Linked DNA regions of Homo sapiens: region 1 is linked to region 2. Evidence: chromatin loops called from intact Hi-C (ENCODE). Cell type or tissue: heart left ventricle. All regions are shown on one strand. Each heading gives the region's core, and the rest is flanking DNA. Links, peaks and the distances in the headings are about the cores only.

Region 1 (8,341 bases), core at 167-8,166, 250 kb before region 2:
TGAATACTTCAAATGCTTTCTTCAGGAAAAGTGTTTAGGCAAAGTAATGTTCTGGAACCCTAGATCACTGACCCCCTCCCCTCAATCTCATCCCTGGCAAGTCAAAGCATGAGGGCAGCACCCCACATTCACCCTATCTGGTCTATAGTGTTGGAAACATCCTTTGATCTCTCATCTCTATCCTGATTTGGGTTCCATATGTCTAACCACCACTTCCTAGTGTGACTAAGTCTCATGCCAAACCCAGCCCAGACACTCTGTCCTGCTATTTCCAGGCCTCCTCCTCAGGATTTGGAGCCTGCCCTGGTCTAGTATGATCCATCTGTTCACAGAAATTCTGCCCCTGTAAACATATCTCTTATTAACTCTCCTCCCCCTAACTGCCTGCCATCTCTGCAGCACTTCTGCAGCCTCTTGGAATTCCTGCTTGATATCCCATGTAGCTCAACTGGTTGCCATGGGATGGACCACTTGTATGAGTGAGGGTGTGATGGCTGTGCTGTATCCTTAGTGTGTATCTATGAATAGAAGACTTGGCTGCTTTTCCATGGGCCAGGAAAAGGTGATGTGGTCAGGTCAGTTCCACCAAGCCTTCATTCTCACTTCTCCCCCAGCCTGGAGGGTCCAAGACCTCAGCATCTGAGTCTGTCTGAGTTATGACATCTTGATAGCTTCTTACAGCTAAACTCTATCACCCTTGCTCAAGTATAAAATATAATAAATATGAACAATACTCTGGACATAAAAGTTATTTCAAGAGCTTTCAGCAAGAACACTGGGGTGTGTGTAAGAGAGATGGGGGTAGCAGGAGAGAATTCCGCCCATCAATTCAGTGAAGAAAAACATGTAACTACTCTTTGGTCTCTATGAACCCTTTTATATATTTACCAGAGGTTCAAATCTGATTTTTTTATCCAGTAGGATTACACTAGATAGGGGGTTAGGTTTTAATCTATTTCTGAAAAACTTAAGCTATCACACAGAAAATATAGCATATCTTTTATTGTTCCTTGAGGTTTTCAGCACGCACCCTTAATATACCATACAAATACTGGAGATTTTTAAGGCAATCCAAGCAACTACCTTTTATGAGTGCTTACTGTGTGACAGGCACTGCTCTGCACTGCGTGTATATTCTCTTCTCACACAATCCTTGAGGCAAGATATTGTAACGTAAGGAGCTTATGTGATTTGCCCAATGTCACAATATTAGAAAGTATCACAGTCAGAATTTGAACCAAAATTTGTATTCACAACTACCATATAACATTGCCTCCCTCTACTGTTGTTTTAGCCAAGTTTTGAATTCAAGTAATTAATTCAAACATTTTTAATTTATAGATAAAATACTGCATGGTAGGTATCGCTAGGAAAGACCAAAAATGGTTAGCTTTTCAAAAGAAAGGTATCTTTGTGGGAGACACCCTGAGAGAGGGCTCAGAGTGGTATATGGAGCTGAAATAATTTCAAATGCAATAAGCTCACGAATCTTATAATGAAATGGCTAGTTTATGTCTTCAAATCATGCAGGGAGCAAAAGGGATCATGCAACCTGGATAAGGTAGGGAGGAAGGGCAGGTGGGAGCAGATGGGGCATAACACAGGAGCTTAGGAACACAACAAATGTGCTAGAAATCATTCACTCTTTCATTCAACGACAAGGGATAGGGAAGAAATGGGTTCAAGAGCAGTGAATAATACAAATGAGGTTCTAGAAGGTAGACTTGTAAGGCAGAAACAGCTGTTGCCTAGAGTTTAAGCCAAAAGGTTATCCAGTTTCCTAATACTAGAACCAGCCAGGGAGTCAGTAAATTCCCCAGGTGGGAAAAGGGTCTACTGTGAGTGAGATTTTGAACTAGAGTATGGACTGGAGAAAACAAATGGGAATAAACAGTCTTCCCATTAGGTGAAAGGCTAAGAGTCAATGAAGTCATAGAAATGAGGCTGGAAAAGTATGGTTTGGCACTGCCTGTGCTTTAATTGGAAATATTAAGTGCAACAGAATAGTGGTTGGGTGCTTAAATGCCTAAAAATCTGAGCAATACAGGCTCAACAGCACCAAACTGCAGATGTGAGATTCTTGTGCTGCATGTAATTGAGAGATGGCTTTGTTACCATGGTAAAATCCAGCTATACTCCTAACCTGGATGGGGTGGTTAAATACGGATCATTTGCATTCTGAGGAATACTTGTAAAACCACAGTTTAGGCTTTCACATAGAGAATATTTTTTCTACCAAACCCAGTGAAGGCATGGAGCATGGCAATGTGGATATGAGAGTAAGAAGACACTGTCTTCTCTACTAGAGAACTCGTTTTCTTGTGGAAGACACAAGCACAGCTAAAGTGTTACCAGTGTTATGGCAGATGTATGCTGGCAGATGGATGAGGGAAGAATTAATGAAGCCATTTGTTTTTTCCAGGGGAAACAAGGCAATGTGACCCCGGCTTCTTGAAGCTGCTACTGGACTGGGGGAACAAAACGATGTCACTGTAATAGTGAAGGATAGTTCTCTGCATTTGCTATGTTGGAATCTGTGCAAGTTATCTTAAAATGGCATGGAGATAATTTACAAATTAGAGAGGAGAGAGATGAGAACCATCCTTGCTTTACTATACTTGGAGTCTGAAATCAGATCTGGCCAGAGAGATGTGCTCCCTCAGACTCTTACAGAATTATTAAAATGCAGGCTTTGCAGCAGCAGCAGCAGCAGTAGTAGTCTCATCTTCTTTGAGATCATATAGTTTGGCTCACAGTGTATTTCTTTCTCTGGAATAAAAATCAGTTGGTACAGCAATGAATACTGCATTATGTTCTAGGCTACTTTTTGACTACTGTCTTAGATATGTGAAAGAGAATGTCAGTGGTCAGTCCCGGACAGTGTTCCAGAAGTGTGATATTTGAGTTATACAAGATATATGATTGAGAGATCCACATCTACAATTTACTAATTTAAAAACTGGCACAGGAATTCATGGAATTAGTCAAATTAAGGGGTCTGTAACTTGTGAAAAGTAGGTAATCACATTAAAAAAATACAGTATGGTAGACAATCCAGTTGAAACTCTGTATTACCAGTTAATAAAAACCAGATTTAAATAGTTTTTGGAGGAAAATACCTTTCTTTGGGGAACTTTTTCAAAATGAGTAGTCATCCTTTATGTCATTATTAAAAATTTATTAAATTCCAAATATTTGTCAGCCTTCCAGTTTAGCATTAAGAATGTAACAAGGAAATGAACACAGTCTCTGCCCTTGAGGGCACTGCATGTCTGATCTCCACACTTATCTGTTAATACCGATTACAACACTGGGATAAAGACCACTAGAAACCAGTTCTGCTGGGGAAGGGAAGGAAGACCTTATCGAAAAGGATGGTCTTTGATCTGAGGTCAAAGGACTATTTGACCTCAGTTGTAAAGGATAAAAGGGTCATCAAGCAGGCAAGGGAGGAAAAGTCAAGGGAGGGAAGAAACAATACACTTAAAGGCACCGGGGAATAAAAACACACGTATGAGACTATGGGGACACGACCATTCAACGCAATGTGGGATCTTGGAATGGATCCTGGAACAGAAAAAATGACATTCGTGGGAAAAGTTATTGTGAAATCCAAATAAATTCCATGTTAACAGAATTGTACCCAGATTAATTTAGTTTTGATAAATATACTATAGCTTATATAAGAGGTTAACATAAGGAGAAGTTGGATGAAGGTTATATGGGAATTTCCTGTACTATTTTTGCAACTCTTCTATAAATTTAAAATATCTTTAAAATAACTGCTAAAAAAAAGTACGGGCATATTGAGGCAACTATACATAGTTAAGTATGTCTGGAGTAGGGAATTTTTCAATACATAAAAGCCTTGGGATTACCCCCAAATCTCTTGAATAAGAAAAATCTCAGGTGGTTCTAATACTCACCTCTGGTTTAAATTCCTTGGATTAAAGTATTATCGAGGAGGTGGAACTGACCAGTCATGCAACCAACTATTTAGACATGGTGGGTAAATGTGACAAGAGAAGCCTGTGACAAGGTTTCTCTTCATGGCAGGAGTGGATGGAGACAAGACAAAATGCTCAGTTTTGGATATGCTGAGTGTGCAGTGTCTTTGGGAAGACCAACTGAAGATGTTCAGTAGGCTGGTAAAAGTTTTGCACTAGAAAAACATATCTGGCAGTTAACAGCATAGCTTACCTGCCCAAATGGATGAGATGGATCTAGAGAGTATAAGACACAGATGGTAGCCAAGGGCTAAACCCCTGGTAACATCAACATTTAAGGTATCCATAAAGAGAAATGAGTCCTCAAAGAGGAGGAAGGATGAAACTCAGGAGCACATCGTCAGGCCAAGGAGTGTGGGATTTTCAAGAAGTGTTATTAATAGTGCTCTATGCTATAGGGCAGTCAAGTATGGAAAGGTTTTTAAAATGTCTAGTGGCTTTAGCCCCTGGCTGGGCACTAGTGACCTAAAGGGGAAAAACTTCAGTTGAGCAATGAGGATGTGAGGAAGCAGAGGCAATGAGGGAAGACAGACATTTCACGCAGGCTGCATGTCATGACGGGAAGGGAAGAAGGAACATGGTGCCTATTTAAAAAAAATTATTAAAAAAAAAAGGCTTGAGCATGTTTATGATCTGTGTGAATACTGCTGGAAGAGATGCAGGAGGAAGAGAGAGGACATTGGGAGGGGCAGGGTCCCAGAAGAGTCAGGAGGGAGGGAGATCCTGAAGGAAGTAGGTGGAAGAACTAGTCTTGAAGCAAAGGAATCCTGCCCAATCCCCTGAGACAGGAAGCCGGAAGGAAAGGAAGGATGCAGATAAGTTTGCAGGTGGCAAGGAGAGAGCACAAGAAGTTAAGGAAGTTCCTGTCTGATGGCATCTGTTTTCTCTGTTAAGTAGCTGGGAAGTGGTGGGGTAGGGAGAATGGTAAGCTCTTGTAAATAGCTCTTGTGAGGACTAGTTTGCCTGCAATGTTGATGGACCCACATCTATACCCAGGTAGATGCTAACCTATAGCAACTGTATAATTTCTTCTAGCAATGCCCTAATCTGTCAGCATTGCCCTCTCCTATCCCCAGCCCTAATTTCTTCTAGGGCTGGGGATAGGAGAGGGCAATGCTTACAGATTCATCTAGGACTATTTTTTATTTCCTATGCAGGCACAGTAGAACTAAGGATTAAGAGATACCTTAGATAACAATGGGAAGAAAATAGAGTGGTCTAGTGGAGGAGAAAAAGACTGAAAAATAGGCATAGTTAGAAAATCAGAAGGTTGAAAGGCTGTGGTCAGAATATTGGGAGTTTATGATTTTTGATATGAAGTGCTTCTGGATGATTTCATCCACCCATCTATCTAATCAGTGGGAGATTCTGATGGGTAGAGAGGCAATACAGCCTAGGGTGTGGCCATAGTGAAGTAGAAGGCAAATGGAGGTAGCTAGAGTTGAAGTGGCCAAGAAAACAAGAGGACAGGAAGTTGGACAGTCAACCAGAAGGAGAAGACTCTGAACTAGGAACTAGACTGATTGTGGAAAACTAATCAGCTACTTACCACACCACTCCATCTTCCCCCCTCTTCCTCACTGGCCCTCAAAATACAAGTTGGTGGAAGACAGTAACTAGGACACATGGAAAATTGCAGCGCTGTATGGAATGAGCCTTATAGAGGATAGGGGAGCTCTTCACAAGAGGGTGGCGAAAGAGTATCTCTGGAAAGCGTTAGGGTATTTGGAGACAGCTGACCACCAGACACTAGACACCTGGCTTAGGAAGAGGGGCTCTCTACTCCAGCAGCTATACAGGAAGCCCTCTCAGCAGAAGCAAGTCAGGTCTCACTTAAGGCAGAACATTTTGGGAGAGCTGAAGATGTAGCAGTATGAACTGGTTAGCATTGAAGGGGCTTTCTGCAGGTCACTTAACTATCCCTAAGTGCTAGGACTAAGTCTACCTATTAAGATAGCTTAGTGTTTTCCCCCCACTGTTCAGCTTATGTGTTCAGCTTGATATGTTTTTATACTAAACTTACCAGGTTATTTATTTTAAAATGTTGCAGATGTTTTTTAATTTCTCTCACAGCATGTAATGAATGAAGTATCAGTCAAGTGATCAATTCTTCTATACCAAAGCCTGGGGAAGACAGATATGTTCCTGGCTTGTCTAAGATTTATAGATTATGGTTATAGGGTAAGTCTTTTAGAAGAGTTGGGGGAGCATATGGGGTTCACTGGGGAGCATATGGGGTTCACTGGGCAGCAGGCTAGATTGCAATCCTGTCAGTCTACCTAAATTTTCAGATTCCCCTCATCTTTTCATTTTACTTATGAATGCAAACATACTACAGGAAAAGGCTACACTGAAGTTTGAGATAAGCAGAGAACAGTAGCTTCTACCTGGATTTGAGAAGTCCATCTCAAAGGTAGTGGCCAGTGAAGTGTATTTGTTGGACTACTATGGACCAAGTTAGGGACTAGGATATAGCATAAGAACCTGAAAACTTGTAGAGAAAAATGTGGGCCACAAAGGGTTTATGGACAAATTTTTAGGTAACAAAGGTGAAATAAGTTACTCCACAATAGACTTTTACTGTCTATGTCATCATATTAAATTAATCCCTCTCCAACCAGGAAACAGCATCACCTTCTATTTGGCTGACTTTGTACCTGGCTCTTTTCCTTCTTGAATGCCTTGGATTAGGAAGCCAATAAACCCCGCTACAGGAAGCAGATTCTCTACTAAGCAAAACTCTAGCTTGTTTGAGTTGGGCACTTCTGCCATGGTGGTTCTTGACAATCAACAGTGATGAATTTACAAAACCCCAACTTCTCCAAGGCAGACGGTATTATTACTATTTTCTTACTGGACCTGAGGGTGTTTCCGAATGTACTTCCAGTGACTAAAACTCCTCCATTACAGTGAGTCAGAATGAATGGGGACTTGAGCACATAGTTACTGTCTTCCTAGGCCCCTCTTTTTGGATTCTCTCATCAATCTCCTCAAGAGATTTGACTTTTGGAGAACAAATTTGCTTCTACTCATTCTTTTTTATTTTATTTTTTGCTTCATTCTCTTTTCTTAACTTTTTCTTAATTCTTTTTTCTTAACTTACTTTCCAGCAGGTAGCTGAAGAAGCTTAGCCAAATACATTCCTACAAAGTTAAGGAAGACAATAATTCTAATAGAATGAAATACCAAAACTTAAGATTAAATATGGTTATTAGCGAACTAGCAATTCCAAAGGGAATTTTTAGGCTTATCTGTCAGCCATTTGGAGATATCACTGATGTTCTGGGGGCTCTGGAAGGACAAAATCTCTAATGATAACTAAGTTATTTTACTTATTCTCCTAGAGCTAATGATATGCAAATTTTTATAGATTTCAGAGTTTATTTACATTGGAAACCACTCTAAATATGTAATCAATCAAGTGATGTTGAAAATGACCTTTTCCCTTAGGATTCCTTAGACCCTGCCTAAAAGGTGAGTCCAGGTCCTTGACAAAGTATTTACTATAACAGCTCGGTAAGAACGGTTTCTTTAGAACACATTGAGAAGTGAAGTCCAGCCATTGCTACAAAGGGAAACTACCTCACAAATTTAAGGCCTAAATTAGGATACTAATAGCCTTCAACACAGCAGATTTCTTCTTAGCTCACTGCAGGATTGAGTCTTTTAAACTAATACTTTACATGAAGAGCAAGTAGGTTTTAACCAATACTCTACTACAAACCAGAGCTATTCTCTGTATCATATCTCCAAGACAGATTTAAAGACACATTTTTAACGCAGTTTTTTTTCATCTCTCATCAACCTTTGACATCATGGGCAGTACCTGCCAATGAATGACACAGAACATGGTTTATAAAAATCCAAGACAATTAATGTTCCTTCAAAACCTTACCATAAACATTACTGTCAAGATTATATGACAGAAGAATGGTCTTCACTTACATAAAAGTCCAGAATTAAATAGTATAAAACAAGGCTAAGTTTAAATTTCTGTCTCTTCCTATTTTTGTTTGGTCAAAATGAAAAAAAAATTATTAATATTATAAAATAACACTTGTCCACTAACAAAAAATTTAAGCAATATGAAAATAAAAAGTCATTAATATTTAAGGATATCATTCCAAGCATCTCTGTATGCACATATACACATAAGAACATACAGTTAAGCAATTTTATAAAAATGGTATTATACTAAATATATGCATGTATAAAGTATTAACAATAAGCACTTTTCCATGCATATAAAATTATCCTGTAAACATTATTTCCACCTATATAGTATTTCATTCACTGTACGGGTATAACTAAATTTAATCAGATCTATGTTATTG
Region 2 (8,341 bases), core at 8-8,007:
AGGCTGATAATAGTGAAAACCTACGTGACATAAAGGAAATGGCCGGCCGTATGCCATAAATATGTCTTAAAACTAACAAATGTGATCCTGCTTCTTGTAGTTTTTGAGGGGTCTTCTGTTCTTTGAAATAATCTAAAACTCACAGCATGAGATACATGCTGCTCACTAGATGAGATCAGCTCTCCATTCAGCACTTGAGATTGTTTTAAAAGCGCTGTGGCCCATAACTAATAAATCACTCCATGGTGACTACAGTGTCAAGTATATGCAGCCATGTGATTCCCTGTGTACCTGGGAAGGGCAAAAGGAGGCAAGCAATTCAGCCAGGATACGGGGATGCCAACACAAAAACTCCAGGGTAGATCCTTCACCCGTATGTGAAACTTAGTTGCCCTTGGTTTTATAGGACAAGGAGAGAGGAAACCAACTATTTTCTCATACAATAAACCATGGGCTCCTTAAGGGTGCCCATGTCTTATTTCTCCTCATATCCCCAGCCCCAAAGACAATACCTCTCAATAAATGTTTTTTGACTAAATGAATCAAAGATAGAGTGAATGTATGCATGCATTGTACAATGCAGGAAACAGCTAAAATGTGATACATACATTATTTATTCACTTTTTTTGTTACAACATATTTATCAGGTGCCTATAATGAACCAAAAATCATGTCAGCTAATGAGAAAGAGAAAAAAAAATCATATGGCATAGTCTCTGCCCTTAAAGATGTAATAGGAGAGACAGACATGAACACTAATGACACAAAAAAGGAGGAAGGGAAAAGCACAAAGTGGGGTTGTAACACACTTCATGGTTTCAAACTGAACTATTGGTATGGGGGGAGGAGGAGATGCTTTTAAATTCTATCCCTAGAAAGACGCCAGTGTCCTACAGGGAAAATATGCAGGGTCTGGAGGCAGAAGACTAAGTCAGACAGAAGAAAAAAGGGATCCCTTCATACAAGCATCATCATTGTGAGCCTGAAAGGCTTTCAAAAATCTCATTTCGGGCAGATTTATTAATATCTGCATTGAAGGCAAGGATGAAACGAGCATGGGGTGGGAGTTTGGCAGCCCTTAGACCATTAGGAAAACAGTGGACTGCCACAAAGGTTACTTCTCACTTTGATAGGATCTCATAAATCCATGTAAACTGGCCCCCTACTTTAGAGCCGGAGGACATTTTCTCTGTGGTTGCTTAGTCTTAACTACAGGGATTGCTGAAGAGGTTTAAGTCACACTGTTTCAAAGGCACAGTTCTGCTTGAATTTAGGTTCATCACAGTTAATGAAGCAGAAACGAATCCTTTTGCCATCTCAAAAGGATGTCTAGGTATCACAAACAAAAGAGTGGAAATTAACCAGGAAAAATCTGGGATAAAAACAGGACATTTGGTCATCCCAGCCTTGTGGCAGCTCACACAAAGGATGCAATGTTAAAAATAGCATCAACAACATTCACACAGAGATGATATCTAGAAACAACACAAAGATTGATGGCATGCCTGCCCTGAAAGGACCTTAAAACAGGAAGCTATATAGAGACCAGGCATGCATACACACAAGCAAGGCAGTTAAGCAAATGCTTTAATAGAAAAAAGGGGCGGGGGGAGGTGGGGAAAGGCCTTTGGTCTTGCTATTTCACCTCCATTCAATATCCTTGGTTATTGGATATTGAAAGTATCCAATACAGAAAGTAGGAGGGAACATGGGACACATGCAAAAAGGTTATTAAAGGATGGGCAGAATACTCTCTGGCCTTACAGAATTTACTCCTGGTTTAAACTTCTACTTGGGCACCTGGCCCACAGCTTGACAGACCCACTTTCGCTGCAGGATTCATTAAGCAAGGAAGCTCCTACAGGCCAGTCTTTACTCTTTGTCAGGAATTCTAAGTGTCACTCCTGAATTTCAACTGACAATGGACAGAAGTGAAATGGATGAATCCAGAGACTGGTATTCAGGGCTCTTAAAATTTAGAATCTCAAATTCCAGGATGACCAACTGCCTCTAAATTCCACAAGAATTTTCTACTTCTCTAATATTGAAGTCCTTCTGAGACTTCTAGGTCTTCATTCCAACCCAAATCCCAGAATAGGGATACAGGTCATACCGCATCTCTCTAGTGTTTTGAGGAGAGGTGACAGGCTATACTGATGGAGGCCATGTGGGTGCCTGCGGGAGCTTCTGAGACCTTCAAATGCAGAAACATTTTGCAGGGATAGTTCTTCCTAGCCAGAGAGAAACCAAAATAGAGTCCAGGGCTGATCGAGAGAGAATTTACTGTTCCACTCCACAAATGTTCTTATTATGAGCTTTTTCATATAAATGAGCACACTTTCCTGCTTAATCTTTTATTTAGGCTCTTTGATTTTACACCTCTTTGCCTGAATGAAAAAAAGTATGCTATAAAAAGGCTGCTTGGCCCAGGTATGGCAGCTCATGCCTGTAATCCCAGCACTTTGGCAGGCCGAGGCGGGTGTATCACTTGAACTAAGGAGTTTGAGACTAGCCTGGGGGACATGGTGACACCCGTCTCTCCTAAAATAGCCGGGCATGGTGGCGTGCACCTGTAGTCCTCGCTACTTGAGGGCTGAGGCAGGAAGATTGCTTGAACCTGGGAGGTCAAGGTTACAGTGAGCCGAGATGGCACCACTAAACTCTAGTCTGGGTGCCAAAGTGAGACCCTGTCTCAAAAAAAATACGTAAATAGAAAATTTTAAAAATTAAAAAATAAAATGGCTCTTTGGATGTACGGTTATAAAGGACAAAGACTGCTTCTTTGGAAGAGTGCTGTATACAGGTAGGTGGTTATTAAGTGAACCAGTGTTTCTCAAACTGTGAGTTATCTCACATTAAGGCTTCCTCAAATGGTTTGTGAAATAATTTTTTTTTAACAGACTGGAATGGAATGGAGTGGGATGGAATGAAATAGAATGGAAAACAAAATACTGGAGTGTACCACATGTTGTCAGATTAGCTATTATTTGGTAAAACTTGTGCCATGGTAGGAGGCCAGAATGATGTCAATTTGACATTTAGAAAAATGTAAATGCAATGTTCATATTACTTTGAATACTTCACTGCATTACAATGCTTCAGAATCGTTTCAATTGTAATTAGACTAAGTCTCAGAGTCCATAATTTATAGAGTTAAGACAGATTAACAAACAGGGTGGAGCTTTCACTACAATAGCAACACTCTTCCTCCCTGAGGCTCGGAAAGCCAGCAGTGACACCAACAGCTTGCGAGAGGTAAACACCCTATGCCAAACCATCAAAAACCCTATACATCTCAATCTCTTCCACAAGCATCTGATTTCAATATGGCAGGTTGACCCAATAAACTGTGGAAGGTATAAAAAGTGTTTTTACTTATGTCTTTAAATAACTCTAAAAGTGTAAACTTAATGGCTGGGCACGGTGGCTCACGCCTGTAATCCCAGCACTTTGGGAGGCCAAGGCGGGCGGAACACAAGGTCAGGAGATCGAGACCATGCGGGCTAACATGGTGTAACGCCGTCTCTACTAAAAATACAAAAAAAATCAGCTAGGTGTGGTGACAGGCAAGTCCCAGCTACTCAGGAGGCTGAGGCAGGAGAATGGCGTGAACCCGGAAGGCAGAGCTTGCAGTGAGCTGAGATTGCGCCACTGCACTCCAGCCTGGGCGACAGAGCGAGACTCCATCTCAAATAAAGAAAGAAAGAAACAAACAAACTTAATAAAATATCTAAGACCAGAAAAATAAGGAAGTGGATTCTAAAATTATAAGTATATCAAGGTGGGTTTCAAAGTGCCACAATGCATTATCCTATTTAATAAGAAAACGCTATGCTTCAATGAGGCATATTCCATTTCTCAGAATAAAAATAATACATCATAATAAAACACATTTACTTCAGTAATTTCCTTAACCAGTATTCACCTATGATTGCTATAAAATTTATTTCACCATTAAAACATATATGTGTGTGTGTGTGTATATATATGTATACACCAAAAAAAACCCCACAATTTTTTGTTTAATCAATAAAGTCCTTTCTGTATAATTTACTATTTCTAAATCCTTAGTTTAATTTTGCCTTAAGGCATAATTTGTTTTAACTGAGACATAATTATCTGATTGTGGCTCTTTAATTCTTTTATATTACTAAATTGAAAGTTGGTATATTTTTCAAGTAAATATGATTAAGGCTTATTGATAAATATAGATTGAATTTTAAGTCATTTTAAAATAGTTAAAACCATGGAAATAAATAGCTTTTCATTAATATATTTACGCTTTACCTTTTTAGTCTTATGTTTTTGTCAAAACTAAGCATCTATCTATTCTTACTTCTTCTCATTATACTTCCCTGATGCAGTACCATACACACTGTAGGTACTTGAGAAAAAAAAATATTTTCTGAATGGAAAGACTACATAAGACATGATAAATTTATTCCAATACCCAATTATAGTCTAACTTATTTATTAAATTTTATTCCCTAAAGCAAATTCTTATTAGCTATATAATCTATCTCCTTTAATCAACAGAAAGCCATCAATCCAAGCATTCAGTATTACATCCACTTGACTATCCTGCCGCCTTGATTAAGCTGCCTGTAGACTGCTGTGCAAGGAATTAAATACCATCTAGAATAGAAATTCAAACACCAGAAACTTTGAAGAAAAAAAAAAGGTAACCAATAGCTTTTTCTATTTCTTTTTTCCAAGAGTTCCATAAAATTGTTATCAGTCCTCTCACCAAAAAAAAAAAATTGAACCAGTACAAATTACCCCGAAGTTTAATGATAAAAAATTGAATTTTGTTGCTTTCCTGGTGGAATATCTGAAAGGCCAACAGAAAATAATAAGAGAAACCAACCCTTATTGATTTCCTTCCACATTCTTCCTAATTCCAGGCCACCTGCCCCAAATGATAATCTAAATCTTCAGCCAAGCTGAGAAAACCAAGTATTTGGCAACCATCAAGAGCTAATCAGATTTTTCCTGTGTCATACACCAGTGCCATGGGTTGAAAGGGGAATTATTTGGGCCAATTTCCAAAGATGCAGTGAAAATTAAATACCCTCTCAGAAGTTTTGGCCTCAGTGTGGCTTATAACCCAAATCAATAGCTTGTAAAATTTCAAAGCTCTGAAGACAATAAAAACAAAAAGAATGAAACCGGTTTCATTTTATAGCTAATATGTTTTAATATCAAAAGAAACATAGAAACTATGAAGGACTAGCAACACACATAAAGCCATTATCTTGTAGATTTTTCTCTCTGTGGTTGATCTCACATTTGCAATCCCAGAGTAGCTTGTAAATCACTCAGCCTAACATCATGCCAGAATTCCCACTCCCACAGACAAGTATGATGCACTTAGGGAACACAAAATAATTTTTATTACCTTAATCCAGACAATTACGAGAAGATAAATCTGCTACAAAATGCCATAATTCACTCGCTCCCTCACACATGCGTAACACCTATGTGTCAAGCCCTTTGCTGGGGGATGATGTGGCAAACAGAATTGTGTCCACCCTCAGAATTTATACTTAGGCGGAAGACAAAAGACTGGATACAAATAACTGGAGTTCAAGGTCAAATGTTGTAACTACTATCAGGCTGGCATAAACAAAACACACTAGGATTCAGGAAGGGGCAGAAATTACCTCTAGTTTATGTGATCAGGCAGGGCTTTTTGGAAACAGACCACATTTAAATTGGGTCTTGAAGGATGAATATGATTTTGAAAGCAGAGACTGATGGATAATTTGAAAAATGAAAAGAGAGAGAGAGAGGGCTGACATTTTCCAGAAGGCTAGTATGTATGCCAGCACTGTGCTAGGAGCTTTTATTTATGATATCTCATTTATTTTCAATGGGAAAGCAAAATGGTATTCAGCTATGGAATTTGGGAGAGAGGCAAAAAGGTGGGGAAGATGGGTTGGGTGAAAAGGCAGAGTGCCTCCAATACTGAGCCAAAAAATCTGAACTTTACCTGAGGAAAAAATGGGAAACTACCAACCACGTTTAGAATGCCAAAAGAGAAAAAGAGAGAGAAGACAGCAAGAAAGAAAAGGTATTGAGTCATACATATTGCTATAGATAATTGGTACAAATAACTGCCAACCACATTTAAATAATTTTTTTATCATAGCTTATGTGATGCCTGTATGCTATATTTCATTAAAAGTTTTGGAAGGATTCTAGAAGATAATTTATTTCACCTTCTACTCAATTGAATAAATCCCTCTACATCATCCCAGAGAGTTCCTCCAGCCAGTCTCAGCACCTGCACAACAGGGAACCTCACAGCGAGCTCCTGCTATGCGTCAAGGCCTCTGTCAGAGGAGGTTACATTTCTCCACAGCTTGAGAGGTTGCAAAGCATTTCTTTGAGCTAAAATCTCCCTTGTAGTTTGGTCCTTTGGTCCGAGATCACACACAGGACAACATTTTTCCATCTATTCTAAGACATGCTTTTTACCCATTTCAACAACTATAAAATCAGAGGGAGGCTTACCATCAATTCTGCATTATAACTTTAATAGGCAGCAATTTTTCTGAAAGGCAAATAAAATAATGACTCATTTTATAGCCAGTGGTATCTCAGATGCAATAAAACATAGTAAGATAATATTTTACATAAGGTTGGCCTAACCCTTCCTCAATGGCTAATCTCTTTTCCATATTTGAGAAATGTCCTCAAAAGTAGAGATACCAAGCCAAGGTTCTGCAGCCATACACTCCTCAGCCCAGCAACAGTCTTCCATTTACTAGCTCAGTGACCTTGACCTGACTCACACCTCTTTATAATTTTAGTTTTCTCATCTGTAAAACAGGGCTAACAATAATACTTGCTTCATAGGCTTTCTGTGTGTGCATTACACTGGATAATACACATAAAGTATTTGCATAGTGCTTAGCACACAGTCAACATTCAGTAAATGTTAGCCATGATCATAATCAATCATCATCATCATCCACCTCTAGATTAAATAATTTCTTCTCTACAATCATCTCCCATATGACATACTTGCTAAAACTTTTGTCTACTTCTGGGTCCACTCCAATTTGTCAACACCCTCCTAAAAAATGTTTTGTCAGTTCTCCTGGCTCCCTTCAAACCTCCTATTCTGTTATTTCCCTTTTACTCTAAAGACAATGATTTTACTATCTTTTCAGTACATCCTTATTGGTCCCTTTAGTTGTGTCACCTTGACTATAGTTTTTAGGAAAACTCTTAATTATCACTGTTAAACTGTAAAGTACTTACTATTTTGTCACACCTGGCTACTGAAGTATTTTGTTGGAAAATGGACACAATATGCTCTCACTGGTTTGGCATACATATGGTATGGGAGGACAATTACTGCCCTTACTTTTGATAGGCTTTCTCTACTTATAGAGCCTAGGTTACAGTCTCTCAGATACAGATGAAGAAGAATGGCCAAGAAAGTATTTGCAGAAGAAATTTTTACAATTTACATATTCAGGCAGCACATGTTGAGACGAAGTATGAATACCAAAATGACAGAATAGCATACAGGAAGAAGGCAAGGGCAGTTCCCAATTCCAGGAAGTCAGAGCTATTAACAACACACCTGCCCATACCCAACTCCCCCACAATTCTCTGTTCCTGTTATGAGCTAAATGTTCGTGTCTCTCAAAAATCCATATGTTGACTTCCTAACCCCCAATGTGACAGTTTGGAGATGGGGCCTCTTTGGTAGGTAATGAGGTTTATATTAGGTCCTGAGGGTGGGGCCCCGTTAATGAGATTAGTGCTCTTATAAGAAAAGGAAGGCAGAGAAAGATCTCTCTCCATGCACATGCACCAAGAAAAAGCCACAGTGAGAAGGTGGCTGTCTACAAGCCAGGAAGTGGGCCTGCATTATAATTTCAACTCTGCAGGTTGGCCTAACCCTAACCCTAACCCCTCTGCAGGTAGGCAAGAATCAACTGTGCAGGTACATTGATCTTGGAATTCCAACCTCCAGAGCTGTGAGAAATAAATGTCTGTTTTTTAAGCCCCCAAGTCTGTGGCATTTTGTGACAGTAGCCTGAGCAGACTAAGGCAGTAATTGGTACCAAGAGTCAGGAAAGAGATAAGAAACCGGTAGCTTCAACAGTCGCTGCAAATCCTCCTGTAACCAATTTGTGTACATTAAGAACCAGGGCCTCTCAGATCTAGGAAACAACTGCAAATGGTATGGAGGCTGGCTACCACTATATCAACAAAAAAGCTACTTCAAGTAGCAATCACAAAAAATACCCCCAAAAAGGGCTGAGTCTTTCGAACAAAGACATTAATTCCCAAAGCAAATCTGTTTGCTATTTAATACAAG

Evidence for each region. Hi-C counts contacts between places; a loop is a spot of excess contacts. Peaks named below come from ENCODE experiments on the same cell type or tissue, not always from the same donor. Only the 100,000 strongest peaks of a DNase experiment are listed, where the experiment ranks them.
Region 1: a loop joins it to region 2, with 3 times the contacts of the local background. A loop is called at or near these places in 2 of 110 quality-filtered maps.

What each region holds. Positions count from the first base shown.
Region 1 is chr7:111,883,158-111,891,498 of GRCh38, forward strand. The region is part of intron 16 of DOCK4 (dedicator of cytokinesis 4); the gene reads right to left. Among named protein-coding and RNA genes, the nearest start is that of DOCK4-AS1, 79 kb to the left of the region's middle. In heart left ventricle, for the core only: no CTCF peak of the experiment used is centred there; no DNase peak of the experiment used is centred there; H3K27ac peaks cover 674 bases.
Region 2 is chr7:112,131,026-112,139,366 of GRCh38, forward strand. All of the region lies in intron 1 of DOCK4 (dedicator of cytokinesis 4), which reads right to left. Among named protein-coding and RNA genes, the nearest start is that of DOCK4, 71 kb to the right of the region's middle. In heart left ventricle, for the core only: a CTCF peak has its summit at 3,246; no DNase peak of the experiment used is centred there; H3K27ac peaks cover 2,675 bases.